Linked DNA regions of Homo sapiens: region 2 is linked to region 1. The links are chromatin contacts, found by Hi-C or POLR2A ChIA-PET in ENCODE. All regions are on one chromosome and are shown on one strand. The core of a region is the stretch at or near the end of the contact, and the rest is flanking DNA. Distances in the headings are between cores, read along the strand shown.

Region 1 (7,557 bases), core at 1,495-3,994:
AGGGGCCTCCCCTACTCTAGTAGGACCCCACTTTAATCACATCTGCAATGACCCTAGTTCCAAATAAGGTACTAACTGGGGTTAGGACTTCAACATATGAATTTTGGGGGCACACAATTCAACCTGTAACAGGGAAGCCCAGGAGGAGGCCTGGGTGGGAGGAGAGAGCAGTCCATGTATTCAGTCCCCTCCCCTCTCCTCATTTCCAGCCGAAGGGGCATCTGGCATTCTGGCTGTTCTCCTTTTGCCACACTGCCCCTCCTCAATCCTGCTTTTTATGCCTTGGGAGGCCTTCCCTGCAGACTGCTCTCCCAGGCTCCTTCAATGCCTGGCTTCTGATTGGGTTTGCCCCAAGAGGTGGGTATTAATTTGTAGGGTTGCTGTAGCAAAGTACCACAAACAGAGTGGCATAAACAATAGAAATGTATCGTTCCACCGTTCTGGAGGCCAGAAGTTCTAGATCACGGTGTTGGCAGGACCATACTCCCCGTGAAGGTGCTAGGGAAGGATGTGATCCCCTGGTGTCCTAGCTCCTGTAGTCCTTCCTGACTGTTTCTCTCACCAGGCAGCTCCCATCAGGTGCCATGCCTTCCCCTTGTCCCTTTGGCTTCTCTCTGTTCCTAGTCTCTGGGCACCCTGATATCCTTGGTTTGTTTCCAAATCCCTATTCACCCATCTGGCCCTTTCAGTCAAGTCTCCTTCAATCCCTCTGGGGGGAATCCTATTTCTTTTTTTTTTTTTTTTTGAGACAAAGTCTCACTCTGTCGCCCAGGCTGGAGTATAGTGGCGCAATCTCAGCTCACTGCAACTTCTGCCTCCCAGGTTCAAGTGATTCTCCTGCCTCAGCCTCCCAAGTAGCTAGGATTACAGGCACCCGCCACTACACCTGGCTAATTTTTGTATTTTTAGTAGAGATGGGGTTTCACCATGTTGACCAGGCTGGTCTCAAACTCCTGACCTCAGGTGATCCACCCTCACCCTCCTCAGCCTCCCAAAGTGCTGGGATGACAGGTGTGAGCCATCGTGCCTGGCCCAGGAATCCTATTTCTTGCTGGAATCCTAGATGATTCAACTGGTTAAACTACAGAAGGGCTGTTGGCTCATGTAGGCACCCAGATGAGCAGGCTGTGGTTGCCCTTGAGCTCCCGGACCCTACACTGGGGGTCCCTACAGCTTTCTTGGCTCTGCCTCCCAGTGTCTGCATGGCTGTGTGGCTGGAGGTCAGTCTGGCTCCTCTGTAGAGGCAGAAATGGCCAGAGCAGTTCCAGACGTTGTATCTGCAGTCCCCACTGTCCAGCAGGAGAAGCTTGTCCCCCAAAGCATCGATAATGCCCCAGGCTTCACTTGGATTCCACCTCCCAAGGTTACCAGCCCACCTTGGACCCTTGTCTGTGGCCAAGAGAATGCCAGGCACTGCTTGGCTTAGGCCCACAGGCCCCCCCAGGAACACACTGTAGCAGGCTGGGGATGGGCATGCAGGCTGGGGCGGCCCAATCCTCTCAAGTGTTCTTTGAGTTCACAAGCCCTGTTCCTTGGGGTGGCACCTCTACCCCCAGAGGCAGGGGTGGTGTATGGGAGACACCTCCATGCTCCCACCCACCTCTCCTATTGTTAAACTCCTCCAGGATGAGTTCTCCTCCAGAGACCCCACCTTCTCCACCCCCACCCCGGCCGGCTTCCCTTTTCCCTCCCCCAGCAGCCCTGCCTCCTGTCTACTGAGGAAGCGCAGCTGTAGGCACTATTCCCACTGTTTTCTTTCTCTCTCAGCAGGTTTCTCAGCCCCCGAGGATTCACGATCATCTTTGGGAGGAGAGGGCCACTCACATCCTCCCAACTAAGCTCCATGTTGGCCAACTGGGACCACACGCCTCGGGCAACGTCCAAGGGAAAGGCGATCTGGGGGCAAGAGGCATGAGGTTCGGGCACCTCCAGCAGAGGCGGACTTCCAGCCACGGCCCCCACCTGGGCAGAGGGAACGTCTCCAGACCTGTGGAAACAGGAGGAGGGCAGAGCCGACGGTGGGAGGGGGGTCGCATTCAATTGTCCCAGTAGAAAGTCCTGATAGTGCCGTTCAGCTCAGCTCTGCAGGGCAGACCCAGACCCTGAGTAAGGAAATGTGCGAATGGAGATATCCTGCAAAGGGCTTAGGTCATATTGAAAAGGAAAAGCGCAGCCTTCAGAAAGAAGATGGGTGGGGGCGGGGGCGAGCTGACCCTGGTGGTCTGGGGTCTCTATTGCTTTCAGCCCGTGGTTCCCGTCTTCACAGAACCTCGGCAGTCACGGCCACGCAGCACAGAACACTGCTCACCATCTCTCGTAAGCAGCAGTCAGAGCAGGTGCAACCCATGTCACAGATGGAGAAGCCGAAAGGGGACTTTGATGCGGGCCCTCGGCTCAGATCTCACACTGCCCCACCCGTCACCGCTGCGGTAAATGAGGAGACTAAGGCTTCTACCAGGTTCCAGCTCTGGAGTCTGGCCTCAAGGAGAGGCTGTCAGCAACGCCTCTAGCAGCTTCCATCTATCAATTCCTTCCAGAAGCTGCTGAACACACGGGCTCCCCGCCACCAGACATAAATCTCCGCCTCTTTTTCCGGGACTGCACATCCACCCAGTCTCACTTCCAAATGCTGATGAGTTCCTGCTGTTCTTGCGGACACCAGCTGTCATTCTGGAAAGCACGTGTTTCCTGCGGCTGCACCACAGCACCACACGCTGGGGGCTCAGGACGACAGGGGTTGATTCTCTCTCTCAGTTCTGCGATGGAAGTCCGGAATCAAAGTGTCAGCAGGGCTGGCTCCCTCGCTGCGGTTTCTGCGGTTCCACCGGCCCTTGGTGCTCCTGCGCTTGCAGCTACGTCCCTCCAGCCTCTGCCTCCACCTCATCTGCTCTTCCCTGCTGTGTGTCTCTGTGTCTTTCAGGGCCCCACCCCAAATCCAGGAGGCTCTCATCCCTAGACTAGCCTGGGCAACACAGTGAGACTTTGTCTCTAAAACAAATGAAAATTTAAAAATTAGCAAGGTGTGGTGGTACACACCTGTAGTCCCAGCTACTTGGGGAGGCTGAGGCTGTGGTGGTGAGCCAAGATAGTGCCACTGCACTCCAGCTTGGGTGACGGAATGAGACCCTATCTAAAAGAAAAAAAAAAGAAAGAAAAAGAAAGAGAAGGAAGGAAAGAAAGAAAAAGAAAAGAGAGAAAGAAAGAAAGAAAGAGAGAAAAGTGAATGGTGGGTGGGGATGGGGAGTGCCTGCCTAATGGGTACAGCGCTTGTTTGGGGAGATGACAAAGTTCTGAAGATGGACGGTGGCGAGGCTGCCATGAATGTACTTGGTGCCACTGAACTGCACACTTTATTTATTTATTTTTATTTATTTATTTTGAGACGGAGTTGCATTCTATTGCCCAGGCTGGAGTGCAGTGGTGCGACCTCGTCTCACTGCAATCTCTGGCTCCTGGCACCCAGGTTGGAGCGCAGCGGCGTGATCAGGGTTCACTGCAGCCTCGACCCCTTAGGCTCAAGAGATCCTCCCTCCTCAGCCTTCTGAGTAGCTGGGACCACAGGCACGTGCCACCCTGCCCAGCTAATTTTTTAATTTTTTGTAGAGATGGGGTCTCCCTGTCTTGCCCAGGCTGGTTTGTTTGTTGTTGTTTTGTTTTGAGATGGAATCTTGCTCTGTTGCCCAGGCTGGGGTGCAGTGGCACAATCTCGGCTCACTACAAGCTCCGCCTCCCGGGTTCATGCCATTGTCCTGCTTTAGCCTCCCCAGCAGCTGGGACTACAGGCGCCTGCCACCACACCCAGCTAATTTTTTTGTATTTTTAGTACAGACGGGGTTTCACCATGTTATCCAGGATGGTCTCCATCTCCAGACCTCGTGATCTGCCTGCCTCGGCCTCCCAAAGTGCTGGGATTAGAGGTGTGAGCCACCGCACCCGGCCAATTTTCTAATTTTTTGTAGAGATGGGGTCTCCCTGTGTTGCCCAGGCTGGGTTTTTGTTTTGTTTTGTTTTTGTTTTTGTTTTTTGAGATGGATTCTCACTCTGTCACCCAGGTGGGAGTGCAATGGCGCAATCTTGGCTCACTGCAACCTCTGCCTCCTGGGTTCAAGCAATTCTCCTGTCTCAGCCTCCCAAGTAGCTAGGACTACAGGCACGTGCCACCACACCCTGACAGGCATCCTGCCATGACCCTATCAGAGAGATTGCTGGGCCAGACCAGGGCTGCACTGGACACCCAGACCACCAGGGACAGGGGAGGAGGCACTGAAGATACACTGAGGCTCTTTTCAGCATCAGATCCTCTGCCCAGAACTGTGTTCCCAGCACACTGACCAGCCTGTCACATGCCAGCCCATGGCTGCTGGTGCTCCTCAATCTGGGTGTGGCTGGTGGGGAGGGGTTGGGGGAATAAAACAGACAGACAGACAGACAGATCTTCTCTAGGCCTTTCTGCCTACCACTCCAGCTTTTTTCATGTTAATCTTTCCACTCCGAACCAAACCCTGGATCTGCTTTGATGGCAAACTCAGGTCTTTGGGTCAAGTGTGTGCTTGGCTGGAGGTGTGATGTTGTCAGCGGGGGTGGGCCCAGAGGAGCTCATAACCCCTAAATACCTGGACAGAAGGCCCCCTGGCCACCTCCTCCTATAGCCTTTCCTGCACTTTTCCACCAAAGGCCTGACTCAGGATAAAGTGAAGACAATTATTCTTCCCAATCAATAGCTGAGGAGCTCAAAATGCAACTTGAAGCACCCTGAACACTTCTGGGATATTGACCAACCCATTTTCAACAGCATAAAAGGAAAGAGATGACTTTCCTGGCAGACCAGTGAGGTGAGCGGAGTGTCTGAGCTGGGGTACTGCTGGGCGGAAGGAAAGTGGGTGGAGAGGGGGGGTGGTGGCCCTCTTCTTTACGGCTCTATTCCTAGGGGTACAGCAGGGCCTGGCACGCAGGAGGTATTCGGAAGTATCCAGAGAATAAGTCACCAAGGACCCTGCTGTCCTCCCAGGAACGTAAGTGGACCCCTCATGTACCTTTTGTGGTGAAGGGTCACTATTCCCAGTCTACAGCAGCGTCTGAGGCTCAGAGGGCTCAAGTGGCATAGCCGAGACTGGGACTTGGCTTATCTGTCTGCAACAGGTGTCTACCTGCTACACCACAGATGGACCTGGAGGACCTGTGCTGAAATAAGCTAGTGAAATAAGCCAGCCACAAAAAGGCAAACACTAGGCTTGAGGTCCCCAAAGCAGGCAAATTCATAGACACAGGAAGTGGCATGGTGGTTGCCAGGGACTGGGAGTGGGAGCTGGGGAGTTGTTTAAGGGAGACAGAGTTTCAGTCTGGGAAGATGAAAGATTTCTGGAGATGGACGGTGCTTGTACAACAGTGTGAGCGTGCTCAGTGACAGTGGCCTGTGCACTTGAAAGTGGTTAGAATGGGCGGGGCGCGGTGGCTCACGCCTGTAATCCCAGCACTTTGGAAGGCCGAGGCGGGTAGATCATGAGGTCAGGAGATGGAGACCATCCTGGCTAACACGGTGAAACCCCGTCTCTACTAAAAATACAAAAAGTTAGCTGGGCGTGGTGGCGGGCGCCTGTAGTCCCAGCTACTCGGGAGGCTGAGGCAGGAGAATGACGTGAACCCGGGAGGCGGAGCTTGCAGTGAGCCGTGATTGCGCCACTGCACTCCAGCCTGGGTGACAGAGCGAGACTCCGTCTCAAAAAAAAAAAAAAAAAAAAAAAAAAAAAAGGAAAGTGGTTAGAATGGAAAACTGTACACACGCACTGTCATATTTATTTATTTACTTATTATTTTCTGAGACAGAGTCTCACTGTGTCCCCCAGGCTGGATGCACTAGCTCGATCTCGGCTCACTGCAACCTCCACCTCCTGGGCTCAAGCAATTCTTCCACCTCAGCCTCTCAAGTAGCTGGAACTACAGGAGTGTGCCACCATGCCCGGCTAATTTTTCTATTTTTAATAGAGATGGGGTTTTGCCATGTTGGCCAGGCTGGTCTTGAACTCCTGGCCTCAAGTGATCCACCCCCACAGCCTCCCAAAGTGCTGGGATTACAGGTGTGAGCCACGAAACCCAGCCTATTTATTATTATTATTATTTTGAGGCAGAGTTTCACTCTTGTCACCCAGGCTGGAGTGCAGTGGGGTGATCTCAGCTCACTGCAAACTCTGCCTCCCGGGTTCAAGCGGTTCTCTTGCTTCAGCCTCCCAAGTTCCCAAGTAGGTGGGATTACAGGCATGTGCCACCAAGCCCGGCTAATTATGTATTTTTAGTAGAGACAGGGTTTCTCCATGTTGGTCAGGCTGGTCTTGAACTCCCAACCTCAGGTGGTCTGCCCGCCTCGGCCTCCCAAAGTGCTAGGATTACAGGCATGAGCCACTGTGCCCAGCTTTTTTTTTTTTTTTGAGATGGAGTCTTGCTCTGTCACCCAGGCTGGAGTGCAGTGGCATGATCTCGGCTCACTGCACCTTCGCCTCCTGGGTCTCCTGGGTTCAAGCCATTCTCCTGCCTCAGCATCCCCAGTAGCTGGGATTACAGGCGCCCACCACCATGCCCAGCTAATTTTTGTATTTGTTTTGTTTTGTTTTGTTTTGTTTGGTTTTGAGACGGAGTCTCACTCTGTCGCCCAGGCTGGAGTGCAGTGTTGCAATCTCGACTCACGGCAAGCTCCACCTCCTGGGTTCACGCTATTCTCCTACCTCAGCTTCCTGAATAGCTGGGACTATAGGCGCCTGCCACCACGCCCGGCTAATTTTTTGTATTTTTTAGTAGAGATGGGGTTTCACCGTGTTAGCCAGGATGGTCTTGATCTCCTGATCTCCTGATCTCGTGATCTGCCCGCCTCGGCCTCCCAGAGTGCTGGGATTACAGGCGTGAGCTACTGTGCCCGGCCTAATTTTTGTATTTTTAATAGAGATGGGGTTTCACCACGTTGGCCAGGCTATTCTCAAACTCCTGACCTCAAGTGATCTGCCTGCCTCGGCCTCCCAAAGTGCTGGGATTACAGGTGTGAGCGACGGTGCCCAGCCGCTGTTTTGTTTTGTTTTGTTTTGTTTTGAGACAGAGTATCACTCTGTTGCGCAGGCTGGAGTGCAGTGGTGTGATCTTGGCTCAATGGAATCTCTGCCTCCTGGGTTCAGTCGATTCTCTTACCTCAGCATGCCCAGCCGATTTTTGTTTTTAGTAGAAACGGGGTCTCACCATGTTGGCCAGGCTGGTCTGGCTGACTTCAAATGATCCGCCCACCTTGGCCTCCCAAAGTGCTGGGATTACAGGCATGAACCACTGTGCCTGGCCAAAATTTATTTTATTTATTTTATTTTATTTGAGACAAGAGTTTCGCTCGTTGCCCAGGCTGGAGTGCAATGGCAAGATCTTGGCTCACTGCAACCTCCACCTCCTGGGTTCAAGCAATTCTCCTGCCTCAGCCTCCCAAGTAGCTGGGATTACAGGCACCCTCCACCATGCCCAACTAATTTTTTGTATTTTTAGTAGAGACAAGGTTTCACCATGTTGGCCAGGCTGGTCTTGAACTGCTGA
Region 2 (7,157 bases), core at 2,673-5,172, 190 kb before region 1:
CTGGGACTATAGACGTGTGCCACCATGCCCAGCTACTTTTTGAATTTTTTGTAGAGGCGGGGTTTTGTTATGTTTCCCAGGCTGGTCTTGAACTCTTGAGCTCAAGTAATCTGCCACCGTTGGCCTCCCAAAGTTCTAGGATTACAGGCATGAGCCACCGTTCCTGGCCTTGTTTCTTCTTTTTGGCTACTATGAACAGTGCAGCTATGAACATTTGCATACAAGACTTTGCGTGGACATATATTTTTATTTCCCCAGGGTAGGTACCTAGGAGTGGAATTGCTGGGGGCCATATGGCAAATCTGTGTTTAAAATTTTTTAGGCCGGGCATAGTGGCTCACGCCTGTAATCCCAGCACTTTGAGAGGCCGAGGTGGGCAGATCACGTGAGCTCAGGAGTTCGAGACCAGCCTGGCCAATATGGTGAAACCCCATCTCTACTGAAAATAAAAAAATTAGCCAGGCGTGATAGCGTGCGCCTATAATCCCAGCTACTTGGGAGGCTGAAGCAGGAGAATCACTTGAACCTGGGAGGCGGAGGTTGCAGTGAGCTGAGATTGAGCCACTGCACTCCAGCTGGACTGTTATGCAAAATAGCTGTACCATTTTACATCTTCATCACCAATATATGAAGGTTTCAGTTTCTCCACATCCTTGTCAATGCTTGTGATTGTCTGTCTCTTTGATTATAGGATAATTCCTGTTTAGATTTTTTTTTTTCCTTAGAGATGGGATCTCACTCTATCACCCAGGCTGTAGTATAGTGGTGTGATCATAGCTCACTGCAGCACTGAACTCCTGGGCTTATGTGATCCTCTACCTCAGTGTCCCGAGTAGGTGGGACTACAGACACATACCATGATGCCCAGCTAGTTGTTTATTCATTTATTTAGTTTTTAGTAGAGATGGGGTCTCACCATGTTGCCCACGTTGGTCTCAAATTCCTGGGCCTAAGCGATCCTCCTGCCTCTGCCTCCCTCAGTGTTGAGATTACAGGCTTGAGTCACCATGCCCAGCTAATTCCTGTTTTTTAATAGCTTATACATCCTCAATTTGTGTTTTGCTTTGGTTTCCTTGGATTGCCAAGAAAATAGTTTAAATACCAAGTTTGTAAAAATGTTAAAATATCTGTGTGGTTTACTTAAATTAGTGATTATTTGATTTCAGTTGATTTTCTTAGTTCAGATGTTCCTGAAAGCAAGGGTAAGATGACGTCTTAAGCTACTTAATAATGGTTGTCAGTTTTCTGCCTGCCTCATCCTGCATTTCTTGAGCACCACTGTGTGTCCAGGCACTGAGCTGGAGAACACAAGTATTGTCCTTATGGTCTAGTATGATATTTTCCAACTTTTTTGAATGAAAAAAAAAATGGAGCAAGTTAAGACACACTTAGATGATTTCAAGACCAGGTAATGAGTCACAGATACTGTTCCAGTAGAGGATGTAGTCAAGAAAACTATTGATAATTTAATGTAAGAAAGTTGTACTATAAATAGCCACAGTCTGTTACAGCAGGGGAGAAGAGGAGGCTTTATCTGAGGTTGGGTCAAGATGGGCAGACATTGGTTCCAGTCTTTCTCAGGTCAGGTCAGGATGGGTAGAGAGTACTGTCAGTGAGCAGAAAGGGGCAGGATTTGTTGTGTGATTCATCAGGGCAGAGAAGCAGTTTGAGGAAAGGCATAAGTAGGGCATCTTGTCATTACATGCTATATTTGTTACAGCACACAATTAGAAATTTTTGTTTTCCTAACTGTAGCTAACCAAATCTTTTATTTATTTGTTTATTAATTAATTATTTATTTATTTATTTATTTTTGAGACGGAGTCTCGCTCTGTTGCCCAGGCTGGAGTGCAGTGGTGCTATCTCGGCTCCCTGCAAGCTCCACCTCCCGGGTTCACAGCATTCTCCTGCCTCAGCCTCCCGAGTAGCTGGGACTACAGGTGCCCACCACCATGTCCGGCTAATTTTTTGTATTTTTAATAGAGATGGGGTTTCACTGTGTTAGCCAGGATGGTCTTGATCTCCTGTCCTAGTGATCCGCCTGCCTTGGCCTCCCAAAGTGCTGGGATTACAGGTGTGAGCCACCGCACCCGGCCCCAAATCTTTTATTTTTAACATATTAATCATTTAGGAAGGATAAACGTATTAACTTGTTTTCTTTTTTCATTTAGTTTCCTTAATCCTACTGAATTTCATCTGTTTTGTACATACTATTAAAGAAAAAAATATGCTACCCATTAAATTGTGTCATGCCATCGTGAGGTGTACTATGATTTCAAAGATGTTATTAAAATACAAGCAAGTGCATCTAGAATCAATACACTATATTTGTTTTGGAGCTTCTTTAGTCATGTTTAAGCTGAAGAAATCTTACTAGAATAACATTAGCAGTCACACGGCTTTTCAGCTTCAGTTTTCGGTGATGCTTTAGGGTCATCCAGGTCAAAACCAGCTTAATTTCTCTAGAAAGCTTTAAAGTCTGCCATGATTATAATGAAATTAGCTTGAATAATAGAGATTAGGGAAAATGAATTTTGCTAAAATTAGGAAAGACAGGGTTATTGCGAGTGATAAAATGGAACACAAGAAATTGAAATAATGTTTAGTGACTTTTGGATAAGTTATTTGGGTGTTCTTCGCTTTTAAAAATATCCAGATTTACAACCTGTCATCGTGCCTCTCCCCCTCCCTCATCATATTGAACTTACTCATGAGCTGAAGAGTCTTGGTAATTCAGAAGGTACCCCAAAATGCTGCCATACCATCCTTCATTCTGACAATGCATTCATAAAGAATTCCGCGTTTCAGAGCAAGTAAGCACAAGCTGTGCCTCTGTGAGTGCCTAAGGGTACTGCTTTACGCGTGCTATATTCATGAGGCAATGATTGTGCAAATGTTTTGCTAGCTCAGAGCGTTGAGAGCAAACCGTGGGATGCCTTAGTGGGTAGAAGGGTAAGGAACAAGGAAGAAAAACCGATTCCGAAGTACTGAGTGAAACAGGGCATTCTGCTTGTTGCTAGTGAACTGTAGGAATAGCATATAAGGGAAGGTAGTAAAAAAAAATTTTTTTACTCATTTGAAACTTCAATTTATAAAGCATGATTTGGGAAAATTTATTATTAGATCTTTTTGTTGTTGTTGTTGTTTTTGAGACAGAGTCTCACTCTTTTGCCCAGGCCTGACTGCAGTGGTGCTATCTTGGCTCACTGCAAGCTCCGCCTCCCGGGTTCACGCCATTGTCCTGCCTCAGCCTCCCGATATTACTAGATCTTTAAGAGCATAGATTGTGAAGTCACATTGGAAAATATTTACCATTACAACTGTAGAATAAATGTGTATAAGTAAGAATAAAACTATATTCCAGTTGTTTCTGATGAAACTGTTAAAGTATTAGTCTTGGCCTTGGTTTGAGCTGGATCCAGTGATTACCTGTTTTATTCCAAATTCTGTAGATTCCAGGCTACTTATTTCAGTATACAAAAATCCCCAGTTTTTATAAATTCTTCTTACAGGTTAGTGAGCAGAGGTAACTGTTACTTAATTTTTAAAAAATTTATTGTAAAATAGAAATGTGCTCAGGGAAGAGGGATGATGCTTGTTTATTGAACAGACTGGATATATCTTACTTCAATTGTGTGTGTATATATTTTTTCTCAACTTAGGGCATGGTGGGGGTTCTATATTTGTGTGTCATTCATGGAGTTGACCAGATTTTAGTGTGCCTCCTATGCGTCAGGTCCTGACTCAGCAATGGGAAATTAAAGACTCAAAAGTGAAGTGCTTGGAAGAGTGCAGAGTCTATAAAGGGAGGGAGTCATTGAGGTGATGCAATAGAGATCTGTGTGAAGAGCCACTGGATCGTAAAGGAAGGAGCATGTGGCCTCCCTGGTGAGCGGAGGCGGTAAAGGGATGTTTTTGCAAAAATGGTAGTTAGGAGCTGAGTTTTGAATTGTGAATAGGAATTTACAGGCAAACAGGAAGGGTACTTGGGCAGAGGGACGGCTGCCAGAGAGAACTCCATTGATGCTGATGGAGGGAGGTTTAGTGCTTGGAGAGACTTAGAACCTGGAAGGTTTTCTCAGAGTATATTTTATAGAAATCCAAGCCTCATGAGATTCCCTGGAGGGAAAAAAGAAATATATATGATCATTACATTAGACTCTTAAGGAGTGCTCAGTTAAGAAACCTATCTCCTGCTTATATACCAGCGAAGGTGTTTTGGGAAGGGCTGGTGTTGGGCAGTGGGGAGCTCTTAAATATTTTAAGCAAGGGAATAACTTTATTTGACTTTTAGAAAATGAAATGGTAGGCCAGACGTGTTGGCTCACATCTGTAATCCCAGCACTTTGGGAGGCCGAGGTGGGTAGATCACCTGAGGTCGGGAGTTTGAGAGCAGCCTGATCAATGTGGAGAAACACCATCTCTACTAAAAATACAGAATTAGCTGGGTGTGTTGGTGCATGCTTGTAATCCCAGCTACTCGGGAGGCTGAGGCAGGAGAATCGCTTGAACCCAGGAGGCGGAGGTTGCAGTGAGCCGAGTTCATGCCATTGCATTCCAACCTGGGCAACAAGAGCGAAACTCCGTCTCAAAAAAAGAAGAAGAAAAAAAATGAAATGGTAACGGTGAGGAGTTAGAGTCGGGGGAGATTAGTGGCAAGGAAACCAGTTCAAAGCTGTTATCAATTTTGGTTACATAAAATCTGACCATAGATGTAAAGATGCTTAATTTCAGAATGTAGGAATTTAGGGCACTTGTAAGAAAAAAAAATCTTTTTTTTTGTTTTTTGTTTTTTTTGTTTTTTTGAGACAGTCTTGCTGTGTTGCCCAGGCTGGAGTGAAATGGTGCAATCTTGGCTCATTGCAACCTCTGCCCCCCGGGGTTCAAGTGATTCTCATGCCTCAGCCTCCTGAGTAGCTGGGACTAGAGGCGCGGGCCACCACGCCTGGCTAATTTTTTGTATTTTTAGTAGAGACAGTGTTTTGCCATGTTGGCCAGGCTGGTCTCAAACTCCTGATCTCAAGTAGTCCGCCCACCTTGGCCTCCCAGAGTGCTGGGATTACAGGCGTAAGCCACTGTGCCTGGATGAAAAAAAAATCTTAACAACAAACTAAAATCATATGCTTACTCGAATGCAGAGATTTTAAGGTCTGGCTCTGTTGCCCAGGCTAGAGTGCAGTGGCGTGATTGTAAGCTGCACTGCAGCTTCAAATTCCTGGGATCAAGTGATCCTCCCACCTCAGCCTCCAGCTGAGACCACTGTCATGAGCCACCATTTCTGGCCTGTTTCTGACCTTTTGTCAAAGATTAGACATAAATGTTTTATAATACCTTCTGATTAAAGAAAATCTTTGGTTTAAATTTTACTTTATTCCTTTATTTTTATTTATTTATTTATTTATTTTTGAGATAGAGTCTTGCTCTGTCACCCAGGCTGGAGTGCAGTGGTGCGATCTTGGCTCACTGCAACCTCATGCCTCCCGGGTTCAAGTGATCCTCCTGCCTCAGCCTCCTGAGTAGCTGGGACTGCAGGTGCGTGCCACCGCGCCTGGCTAATTTTTGTATTTCTTTTGTATCAGAGTTGGGGTTTCACCAAGTTGGCCAGGCTGGTCTTGAACTCCTGACCTCAGGTGATCCACCCACCTTGGCCTCCCAAATCTGGGATTATAGATGTGAGCCACCATGCCTAGCCTAATTTTTACTTTAGGTGTATTGTTTTTAAAGTATCTCTTTCATTGTTCCACTGAGGAAAAGGGGAAAAAAAAATTTCCTTCCAATATGATGTCTTAAGATGCTAGATCAAAGTGTTAGTATTTTTTTGAAATTAAAAAAAAAAAAAACAAAAAACCCGGCACAGTGGCTCACGCCTATAATCCCAGCACTTTGGGAGGCCAAGGCAGGCGGATTACTTGAGGTCAGGAGTTCCAGATCAGCCTGGTCAATGTGGCGAAACCCTGTGTCTACTAAAAATACAAAATAAGGCTGGGCGCAATGGCTGACGCCTGTAATCCCAGCATTTTGGGAGGCCAAGGCGGGCGGATCATGAGGTCAGGAGTTCAAGACCAGCCTGGCTAACACGGTGAAACCCCGTCTCTACTGAAAATACAAAAAATTAGCCGGGCGTAGTGACGTGCGCCTGTAGTCCCAGCTACTCGGGAGGCTGAGGCAGGAGAATGGCGTGAACCCAAGAGGCAGAGCTTGCAGAGAGCCGAGATTGCGCCACTGCACTCCAGCCTGCGTGACAGAGCGAGACTCCATCTCAAAAAAATAAATAAATAAAATAAAATAAAATTAGCTGGGCGTGGTGATATGCGCCTGTAATCCCAGCTACTCAGAAGGCCAAGGCAGGAAAATTGCTTGAACTGGGGAGGCAGAGGTTGCAGTGAACCAAGATCGCGACATTGCATTCCAGCCTGGGCGACAGAGTGGGACTCTGTCTCAAGAAAAACAAACAAACAAACAAAAAAACACCAGGTGTAGTGGCTCACATTTGTAATCCCAGCACTTTGGGAGGCCAAGGCGAGAGGATTGCTTGAACTCAGGAGTTTGAGACCAGCCTGGGCAGCATGGCAATACCCTGTCTCTACAGAAAATACAAAAATTAACTGGACGTGGTGGCACATGCCTGTAGTCCCAGCTACTTGGGAGGATCTCTGGAGTCTAGGAGGCAGAAGTTGCAGTGAGCTGAGATCACGCCACTGCACTCCAGCCTGGGTGACGGAGTGAGACCCTGTCTCAAAAAAATAAAATAAAGTAAGGCTAGACGATTTTTATTTTTTCAAATACACTATAATGTATTTTTATGTTTAAGGGTCATTTATTTTTCTTTTACTGTGATATATTAATACACTTTCCTGGCTAATTTCTTTAAAGGAATTGGATTTTTGGTCTTTCTGTTATCATTTTTTAGGAGCGCTTTATGTATTGAGGGGATTAGCTTTGTATTTGTAATATGAGTTGCAAATGTTTTCCCCTACCTTGTTTTTCTGGATTATAAGAGATTCTTGGCCGGGTGTGGTGGCTCACACCTGTAATCCCAGCACTTTGGGAGGCCGAGACGGGTGGATCACGAGGTCGGGAGATCGAGACCATCCTGGCTAACACGGTGAAACCCCGTATCTACTAAAAAATATAAAAAATTAGCCGGGCGTGGTGGC

What was found. Hi-C counts contacts between places; a loop is a spot of excess contacts on that map. ChIA-PET counts read pairs that join two places held with the same protein, here RNA polymerase II (POLR2A). Pooled maps may share reads with other maps.
Region 2: a map with no recorded cell type shows a loop between it and region 1 (2.0-fold over the local background). The contact joins two enhancer-like sites. A Hi-C loop is called at or near these places in 1 of 168 maps with a recorded cell type or tissue (endothelial cell of hepatic sinusoid), 3 of 37 single-sample maps with no recorded cell type and 4 of 50 pooled maps. POLR2A ChIA-PET finds 5 or more read pairs at or near these places in 5 of 52 experiments (GM10248, GM12878, H1 and 2 more).

The regions. Positions count from the first base shown.
Region 1 is chr14:103,602,403-103,609,959 of GRCh38, reverse strand. No RefSeq gene overlaps it. Among named protein-coding and RNA genes, the nearest start is that of KLC1, 23 kb to the left of the region's middle. RefSeq lists enhancers at 2,290-2,689, 2,730-2,779. Within about 2 kb of position 2,744, at least 7 of the 41 ENCODE cell types and tissues checked have a DNase peak (open chromatin) inside an H3K27ac peak, as active enhancers do.
Region 2 is chr14:103,798,301-103,805,457 of GRCh38, reverse strand. All of the region lies in intron 1 of PPP1R13B (protein phosphatase 1 regulatory subunit 13B), which reads left to right. Among named protein-coding and RNA genes, the nearest start is that of PPP1R13B, 46 kb to the left of the region's middle. Within about 2 kb of position 3,922, at least 4 of the 41 ENCODE cell types and tissues checked have a DNase peak (open chromatin) inside an H3K27ac peak, as active enhancers do.